Regions from separate parts of the Homo sapiens genome. Here region 2 is linked to region 1. A link is a loop called in an ENCODE intact Hi-C map of the cell type or tissue named here. Cell type or tissue: heart right ventricle. All regions are shown on one strand. Region 1 overlaps PEAK1 (pseudopodium enriched atypical kinase 1). Region 2 overlaps PEAK1 (pseudopodium enriched atypical kinase 1).

What was found. A loop is a pair of places that touch in the nucleus more often than their neighbours do. Peaks named below come from ENCODE experiments on the same cell type or tissue, not always from the same donor. Only the 100,000 strongest peaks of a DNase experiment are listed, where the experiment ranks them.
Region 2: it touches region 1 in a loop (4-fold over the local background); 3 of 110 quality-filtered maps call a loop at or near these places.

Annotation. Positions count from the first base shown.
Region 1 is chr15:77,279,598-77,284,597 of GRCh38, reverse strand. It overlaps PEAK1 (pseudopodium enriched atypical kinase 1), which reads left to right. Exons shown (of 10, transcript NM_001385026.1): 5 at 568-715. It also overlaps the pseudogene LOC646853. Among named protein-coding and RNA genes, the nearest start is that of LINC00597, 57 kb to the right of the region's middle. RefSeq lists an enhancer at 1,785-2,383. In heart right ventricle, no CTCF peak of the experiment used is centred here; no DNase peak of the experiment used is centred here; H3K27ac peaks cover 1,509 bases.
Region 2 is chr15:77,410,147-77,415,146 of GRCh38, reverse strand. All of the region lies in intron 1 of PEAK1 (pseudopodium enriched atypical kinase 1), which reads left to right. Among named protein-coding and RNA genes, the nearest start is that of PEAK1, 7.5 kb to the left of the region's middle. In heart right ventricle, no CTCF peak of the experiment used is centred here; no DNase peak of the experiment used is centred here; H3K27ac peaks cover 2,309 bases.

The DNA.
Region 1 (5,000 bases):
AAAAAGTAATTTAGGTTACATGATCCTATGGTGAAGAGAGATTTTAAATTCACAGAATAGTGAACAGCAACATATGATAGAAAGGACTTTGAGGTGGGGCTCAGATCTGGGTTCTTTCAATTCCCAGCTTTCCTACTGACTCATGTGCTCTACAAGTATCTTAACCTGTTTTCATACATTTTGTAAGGTGAGAAGATTGACTTCATTGTTCCATAAGTCCCTTACAGTAATACAGTTATCCTATCAGTAGATTTTTAAAATGTGCTTCACATGTGAATAGCTAAGAATTTTTGGTTGCGAGATAAGTCTTTAGAGATCACTTCATTGAATCCTGCCATGTGAAGATGGTGAGACTGAGACCTTCGCATTTGTATGGCACTGTAAACATTTCAAAGCTCTTTGCTCTTTACATACATTAATCTCATGTGAGCCTCATCACCATACTCTTGTGGGTTAAATATCATTCTCTTCATTGTTTACATGACCAGATTGAATTGGTCATATAGCTGGGCTAGACTAAGTGACTCTGTGACTCTCAACCAAGTTTATCATGTTTTCTTGCTTTAGTGAGACTAATTACATCCTTCAATGAAGTACCATTTTGTGAGAAAGTGAGAATTCAATGATTTATGAAAAAATCCAAGAAGGAGAAACAAACATTTTCTAATATGAAAGTAGTAATGACTACAGCTATATAAATAACAGTAACAAAGAGGTAAGGAAGTGGCAAGTAATAAGGTCTATGAGTTGATTTAATTTTGGTTTTCATTTATTCCTGGATTAAGAATAAGCATAATTGACTTTTAATATCCTTGTGTTTATCAACCACATACGTTATCCTGACTAATGCAAAGAGAAATCATACTTTATAATAAAGTATTCATAAATTGTAGGTGAGCTAAGGAAAATTTCAGTTAATTTAAAAGGATACTTTGAAAATGAATAAATAAGCATGGGAAGCTAAGCTGTACGTAAAATTAATTATTTCATTGCCTTTATTGAAGTGGGTTTTCTTTTTTATTTCCACTTTGTAGTTGTAGAGCTACAACTGTGTAACTTTTTAGTATTTTTTTAATTGGAAAGAAAATAATTTTAAAACTAGTATGTGGGTATGAGCAGTTTTTCTTGTACAATTTTTTTTTCTAAATTGTCTTTCCTTTAAAAGAAACTGACTTTCTAGACCACATGGTATGATGGTGCTTTCTCTGCAGATATGAAAATTTGATCATTAATACAATCTCCAGTTGTTCTATATTAAAAAGTGTTTTTTAAGATGATTAACTGCATGTTTTCTGTAGAACTAATAAAAGAAAGGAGGATCTCCCAGATGGTTCTAATCAAATAAGGAAAACAGCAAAGGATGGAGTTGATATACAACAAAATTTGAAAGCAACATTTTGAGATTTGACTTATTTTAGAGAAGAAAAATGTATTATGTCCTTTCTGAAGTCTGTTTTTCTTAAGAGTCCATTATAAGATTCTCTTGCCCAGCTGCTGATGTTCTTTCCTGATGCCCTGCCCTACAGAGCTCCACCTCTTATTGCGTACCCATTTTCATGCCATCACAGATCCATGGAATTCAAAATGATATTTGATACAGACTTGAATAGAGCTAGTTTTTAATTCTCAGCTCTATGTATGACTTCAAAACATATGCAAAGGTTTTTTTTACAGCCACTTTTTAATGGTGCCTTAAAGGAAAAGATGAAGAGGACCCTTCATAGTAATTAATTTTTTGGTTTTTGTTTTGAGATAACTCAGGAGCTAGTTTCCTGGAAACTTCAAACTCCTAACACAGTTTCATTAAATTTTACCTATTATAATATGATTGTGTCTTGCTAACCCAGACTGTAGTCATTTTAAGGACTACTGTTAGTTTCTCATTGGCCCATTGTGATTTAGTGTTCATAAAAAAGTTATGACATTTAACTGAGGGTTTGGAATTTTTCAAGATGACTGGGCTTTTTCCTGTGATTTGTGAGTTTCTCTTGTTTGGCTTTAGGCTTAAAGAATTCCTGATCTAGAGTCAACTGCAAGCAAGCCAGGCTTCCAGGCTGGTGTCCCATTCTTATTAAAGCATTCCCTTTGTACACGTGGATGGCCTTGTGATTCAGAAGGCATGGTTTTAATACACAAAGCCTTTTAACTTTTTAAACTATTTCAATAAAGAAATTGCTGAAACAGTAAATTTTTTTTAATGAGTCATGTTGACAAATTCGTTAGCATTAAATTAAGTGTTTTTCCTAGCCATTGATTATTTAGTTTTAATGTAGATTTATTTCTATGTAGTCTGCTTTCTGTGCCAGGATATTTTCTAAAAATGAGATAAGTTCTTAGATGTATGGAAATTCGAGGAACTCTTTGATGTCATATTCAGTAAACCTCAGGATGGCAATAAGGGAAATATGGAGCTGTTGATTTGTGTGTATATGTATGTATGTGTATATTTGGGTGTGTGATCTAAACACACAGGAAATAAATTTGATTTATAGCTTCCTTCTTGACCAAGTTATTTTAAAGTTTAACATGGTGATAGAATTATATGGAAATATTGATTGGTTTTTTCTTTTGTAAGTGTATTGCTGCTTAGCAATTAAATGATTAGATATAGCTCAGGGCTTCGTTTTATTTCTTCATGCTGTATTTGAAAGAATTAAATGGGTTGATTCAGAGTTTTAAAAAATAGAAGTATAGGTAATAAAGGAGAATTACAGAATCTGTTGGCCTGCATTTGTAAGATCAGTCCACTTTGAGTTGCCCAGTTATTTGAATTTATCGGAGAAAAATAGTACCAAGTAAGTATAAATATTCAAGTAGTTATTGAATATTTCATTAGCTTATGTATGCCACGTTTATTTTTCTTAATTCTCAATGTGAGAAATTTGGATGATTTTCATAAATATTCAAAAATTATTCTCCTGTACAAAATTGAGAGTATTGTTGAAAGAGATAATAATTTGCTCTTGGGTCTTTTTATTTCTTTTATGAAAACCCATCTCCAAAAAAATTTAAATGAAAAGTTGCTAATTGCAATGAGGGTTTTCTAGGAAGTTATTAAATTTGATTCTTAAATTGTATGAACTTCCTCAATAGCTTTGCTTATTCTTATATATAAACAGAACATTTTAATATAAGATTTGGTAGTATAATACATTGCTAGTCTGCAGCTCTTCTATAGGAGAAATGAAGATCTTTGCAAAAGATTTGGGGACTCCAGATTTTCTATGTAGGGTTAAAAAAATTTTTTTGATTATATTGAATGAATTCAGTAACAATGGCTTACTTTCTTTTCTCCAGCAATATGAATACCATGTCTTATAAAAATTAATAACAATAGGCATCATTTGGCTGGCAGAAATGGCAGTTCACATACTTTTTTACAGCAAATATAGACATGGTCTGATATAATAAAGGAAATAGACTTTTTTTTTGAGATAGAGTCTTGCTCTGTTGCCCAGGCTGGAGTGCAATGGCGAATCTCGGCTCATTGCAGCCTTTGCTTCCTGGGTTCAAGCGATTCTCTGACCTCAGCCTCCTGGGATTACAGGTGAGTAGCTAGGATTACCGGTGTCACCCCACCTGGCTAATTTTTGTATTTTCAGTAGAGATGGGGTTTCACCATGTTGGCCAGGCTGGTCTCGAAACTCCTGACCTCAAGTGATCCACCTACCTCGGCCTCCCAAAGTGCTGGGATTACAGATGTGAGCCACCATGCCCAGCCAGGAAATAGAAATCTTGTACAGCTCTTATAGTCAGAAGCCTGATTATTCCAAAGATGAGAGTGCTATCTAATAATCATCTAAACAAAGCTACTAAGTAAGGTCAAATGTTTAGAGCTCATAAAAGATCACATAAAACCAATAAGAAGAATATTGCAAGCCAGCCCACACTGTCTGAAGGAAGTTTGTGGAGTCAACTTGAGTACATTAAAATATTTTGTGTTCCTTGTTAATTCTAAAATAATAAAAATTTAACAGAAACATGGAATAGGAATAGGTTTTAGAATAAGAAAAGGCTCAAAAAAAAAAAAAAAGGAAATCATTTGATTATCCCCTTACATTTTGCAAAGTGAAACTAAGGGTGTGAAGCTACATCCTCAAGTGTTATATAGGTGGTAACAGAACTAAGACTAGAATACACTTTATGTATCTATTAAATAATTGAAGATAGAATTTAAAAAGTTCTGATGGGAAATTATTTTATTTTGTTGTTAATTTTTAAGATTTACATACAGTAAAACTGACCTTTTTTTTGAGATGGAGTCTCACTCACTCTGTTGCCCAGGCTGGAGTGCAGTGGCATGATCTCAGCTCACTGCAGCCTCCGCCTCCCGTTTTCAAGCGATTCTTGTACCTCAGCCTCCTAAGTAGCTGGGATTATAGATGACTGCCTCCATGCCCAGCTAATTTTGTGTATTTACTAGAGACTGAGATTTCACCATGTTGGCCAGGCTGGCCTCGAACTCCTGACCTCAAGTGATCCTCCCACCTCAGCCTCCCAAAGTGCTAGGATTACAGGGATGAGCCACTATGCCCGGCCCAAAACTGACTTAACATAAGTTCTGTGAGCTTTAACACATGTTCGGATCCATACAACTACCACTACAAACAGGAAACAAACAGTCCCATCACCCTAGAAAACTTCTGGCTTTCCCTTTTTGGTCAAAATCTCTCCCTACATCTAACAATTACTGATCTGTACTTCATCACTATAGTTTTACCTGTTCCAGAATATTGTATAAATGGAATTTTTTTTCCTAGCTAAACTGTATCCAGCTTTATTAAAGATACCTTCCATAAATAATCATGGTATTTCAGGCAGGACATGGGCAGAAAATCATTAACAGCATACAACAACTTTCAAACTCCCTTCTTCAATGAACTACCAAAAATCAGAAAGCCACTATAAACCCAGTGAAGTCTTCATGTGATGCTCTGAACAGGGAAAGTTTAGAGTGAGGGTTGACATTTCACATTTAGAATGTTGTTTAACAACTTTTC
Region 2 (5,000 bases), 130 kb before region 1:
TGGTTGATTTTTCTCCAGCAGTGAGTGATCAGACTATCTGAAGAAACTATTTAATACTCTCAAGAACCTTATGAGTTATGTATTGTTACTGTTACTCTCCTTGTTTGTAAGATGAACAGCTTGGGTTTAAATTCTGCCCAGGCTGTTATCTGCTGCTTTGTAGATATCTGTTTGGTAGAGATATCTGAAGGACAGTTGGTTGAGGGAATTAATGATATTGAGTATTGTAGCTCTACTGAAGAACTATGGAGTCCTCCTGGATTATGAGCTGGAAGCCTGTAAGGAGGTGATCCAGTTGGGAGAAAATGAGGAGCATGAAATGCTAGAAGTCAGTGTGAAGCTGTAGAGCAAATGAAGAGCAAATAATACTAGCTTCTATTTGTGGAGTACCTCCTATGTGCTAGACACTTTAATACCTAATTCTGATCCTAACACTAACTCAACAATTTTGTTATTTACCTTATATTATTTCCTTTGTTCTCCTTCAGATGAAGAAACTGAGGATTAGAAAGGTTAAATAACATATTCAGACACACCCTGTCAAGTGATGGAACCAGGATTCAAAGCCCATTCTTTCTTGTCCAAACCATGTTCGTTTCAAGTCAGAGGATAAGATAGAAAATACAGTAATTGGGCCTGGCATAGTGGGTCATACCTGTAGTCCCAGCACTTTGGGAGGCCAAGGTGGGTTGAGGTCAGGACATTAAGATCAGCCTGGGCAAAATGGTGAAACCCCGTCGCTTACAAAAAAAAAAAAAAAATACAAAAAATTAGCTAGGCATGGTGGTGCACACCTGTAGTCCCACCTACTCAGGAGGCTGAGGTGGGAGGATCACTTGAGCCTGGGAGGTTCAATCTGCAGTGAACTGTGATTGTGCCACTGCACTCCAGCCTGGGTGACAGAGCAAGACCCTGTCTCAAAAAAAAAAAAAAAAAAAAGAAGGAAAGAAGGAAGGAAAGACAGAAGGAAAGGAAGGAAAGAGAAAGAAGGAAGGAAGGAAAGAAAGAAAAGAAAGAAAATGCAGGCTGGGTGTGGTGGCTTATTCCTGTAATCCCAGTACTATGGGAGGCTGAAGTGGGAAGATCGTCTGAGCCCAGGAGTTTAAGACCAGCCTAGGCGACATAGGGAGGCCTCATCTCTAAAAACTATAATAAATTAGCCGGGTGTGGTGGCATGTGCCTGTGGGCCTAGCTACTTAGGAGGCTGAGGTCAGAGGATCACTTGAGCCTGGATGGTAGAGGCTGTAGTGAGCCATGATTGCACCACTGCACCCCAGTCTGGGCAACAGAGTAAGACCCTGTCTCAAAGAAACAAACAGAAAAACTGCTGCTATATACTCTTCACCTGGGTTCCTCTAATGTTAACATCCTACATAACCATGGTGCATTTATCAAGCTAAGAAATTAGTATTGGTACGATGCTTCAACCAAGCTTCAAACTGCTTTAATATTTTACCAGTTTTTCTAGTATTCTTTTTCCATTCTGTTATCCAAACCTTGATATTGCATTGCTTTAGTTGTCTTCTTTGTCTCTCCCAATGTGTGGCAGTTTCTTGGTCTTTTCTTATCTTTTATAACCTTGACACAAGTATTTTGTAGAATGTTCTTCAGTTTAGGTTTGTCTGATGTTTTCTCATGATTAGATTGGGGTTATGGATTTTGGGGGAGAGTACTGCAAAGGTGAAGTGCCCCTATTATTTCATACAGGAGGTGCATGATATCAAATAATTTATCACTTGTGAGCACTCTGTTACGGTGGTTTCTGCTAGGTTTGTCCACTGTAAAGTTACTATTTTTCCTTTCCCATAGTCCGTGCACTAGAAACAGGTTGCTAAGTGTAGCCCACACTTAAAGGGATGGAAATTAAACTCCACTTCCTGGAGGGAGAAGTATAAAAGAATTTGTGGACATATATTAAAACCACCACAGTAATTGGTAAATATTTTGAGAGAGCTACTTTGAGGCTTTGCCAGTATCCTGTTTCTGCCCACTAATTTTAGCATTCATTAGTGGATCTTGCCTGCAGCAATTATTGCTGTGGCTTCTGAAGGTACTTTTTTAAATTTTCCTCATTCTTTCTACATTTATTAATTAGAATTCTTCTATAAGGAAGGTTTTCCCTTCTATCTAATCATTTATCTCAGTTCAAATTCATAGATATTTATTTTATTCTTAGTGTTAGAATTAAATGCTATCATTATTTTGTTGCTCAAATTATTCCAGTTTTGGCCCTTGGGATCTCTTTTAGGTCTACTTCTGTGTCTTTTTGGCATATTTCTATCCTTTTTTTATGCGTATGTACATGCACACTTCTTTATTCTCTGACACTACCACATGCTTCAGGTTCATCTTGTTTTTTTTTCCTACCTCAGCCCTAGAATCAATTATTTCTCTAAGGAACCTTGGTTCCTTTCATTGGAGGATGATATTTTGAAGCCAAGATCTGGATGCTAAGTGTGCTCATTGCTGTGGAGTATCATTGCTCCTAGACTTTCTCAGTGGAAAGAACTAGGAAATGCATGTATGTATACTAATCCACGTATCCATGTACAATTATGTAAAAATCTGTATTTCTGTATATAAAAATATAAATATACTGATTGTCTGTGACTCTAACTGGATATGTTTTGATACAGATAGATTTACTGATGGATTGGTTGTAGAATGTGAAAAGAAAAGAGTAATGGATCACTCCAAGGTTTTTGACTTGAGCAACTGGAAGGATAGAGTTGTCATTAATAGAAATGAGGAAGACTTGAGGACGGTGCAGAGCAGGTTTTTGGGGAGAGTTTAGGAGTTCTGTTCTAGACTGGTTAAGTTTTTGAGATGTCTAATAGACATGCTAAGTAATAGAGATATTAAGTCAGCAGTTGAACATGGGAATCTAGAGTTCAGAGAAGAATGGTCCAGGTTACATTTGGGACTTGTCAGTATAGATTAGATCACCTGAGGAGTGAGGGTAGCTAGAGAAGAGAAGAAATTTAAGGACTGGCCCATGGGGCATTCCAGTCAGAGAGATAAGGAGGAGCAGTTCCACATAATGATAAGGGCTGAGGTGTGGTTATAGGGTGGATTTCATATCATTAATAAACACTTAATACCTATTATTTGCAAGATACCAAGTTATGTTTGGGGTTAACATCACTCCCTCCATAAATTTATAAGACAAATTACAGACTTAAAAAGAGAATAGCAGTAGAAGGCCACATACCTGATAAAGATATAAAGTACTAGGGGCTGGGTGTGGTGGCTCATGCCTGTAATCTCAGCTCTTTTGGAGGATGAGGCGGGAGGATCACTTGAGGCCAGGAATTTGAGACCAGCCTGGGTAGTGAGACCCACCCCCAACCCCCATCTTTACAAAAAGTAAAAAAGTATTAGCTGGGTGTGCTGGCCCATGCCTGTTTTAGCTACTTAAGTGGCTGAGGCAGGAGGATTACTTGAGTCCAGAAGTTCAAGGCTGCAGTGAGCTATGATCGCACCACTGCTCTCTAGCCTAGGTGACATCGCAAGACTGTATTTAAAAAAAAAGGTATGAAGTACTAATGAAGCTTATTAGAGAATGTGGACATGAGAAACTATGAACTCAAATATGTGTCAGCTATATTTAAACACCGATGTAAGCATGTGTGCGTCAAGAAACTTGTCAAGGCTTTATGTACACACTAGTAATTATCAACCAGTAGAAGTTTCTCCATATGTTAACATTAGTTTCGGAGGTTGTTTCTGTTCTTACTTCCTTTCCATTATTAGGTCTTGGGTTGTTAATTGTGCCTGTAGTCATTGGCTATCAATTAAGCCACTCAGTGAACTGATGAGGAGTGTTTCTGCTGCCCTCGACTTTTTAATTTTTGGCTCTCTGCTACCTTTTCACAATCAATAGGATTTAACTTCAGACTGCATACAATCAAATGTTTCCATTTACAAGCAGGGTTGTAAATCAAGCAGGGTTGGCCTTACCATCTGCCGTGAATTTGCCCCACCTTTTTTTTTTTTTAACTATTTCTTTCACATGTGGTCTTAGACATTCACATTTATCATCTGGTTATTAAAGTCAAACCCAAAATAACAATTTTAGAATTTTAAAAATAATTACAACATGTAGCCTGGTAAACCAAAGTTTTAGTAAAACATTTTAATTTCAACCCCTTTGCATTAAAAATAGGTAGGCTTTCATTGCCAGCTGATAAGAGGTGGTAGTATGGCATGAGGCAGGCAAATAGCACCTATCTAGTAATTATTTAAGTGTCAGTCACTCTTCAGGAACTACAAGAAAAATAACAGGTGTATCTACTTTGTAGGATAGGGGGCAGGTAATTGCAGGATTCCATTCTTATTTCTACCTCCGAATAGTCGACAAAGCTATTATCCAGGTTTATGGACCAGTGTGTTGTATTTATTAGTTGTGAGAAATCTGAGCATATTTATATGCTGAGTGGAAAGAGCCAATGCATTGAGTGCAAAGACTGTATCTTATTAGCACAGTTCCTAACAAGTAGTGGATATTCAAATATTTGTTGAATGAAAGATTTCAATAAGGTACTTTACCCTTATAAAATTTAAGACATGAAGATTTATTTAGCTTGTTCAAGAAAGCTGAAGATATTAAAAATTTTCATTGTTTAAGTCAGAGTTAGTGTAAAACAAAATAAATCTGTAAGGTAACATCCTCATTTTAGGCCAAGCCAAACAAATCATACCACTTTGTAAAAACATGATCACAGACGGGTGCGATGGCTCACACCTGTAATCCCAGCATTTTGGGAGGCCAAGGCAGGCAGATCACCTGAGGTCGAGAGTTCGAGACCAGCCTGACCCACATGGAGAAAGCCCATCTGTACTAAAAATACAAAATTAGCTGGGCGTGGTGGCGCATGCCTGTAATCCCGGGAGGCTGAGGTAGGAGAATCACTTGGGAGGCTGAGGAGCTACTCAGGAGGCTGAGGCAGGAGAATAACTTGAACCTGGGAGGCAGAGGTTCCAGTGAGCCGAGATCATGG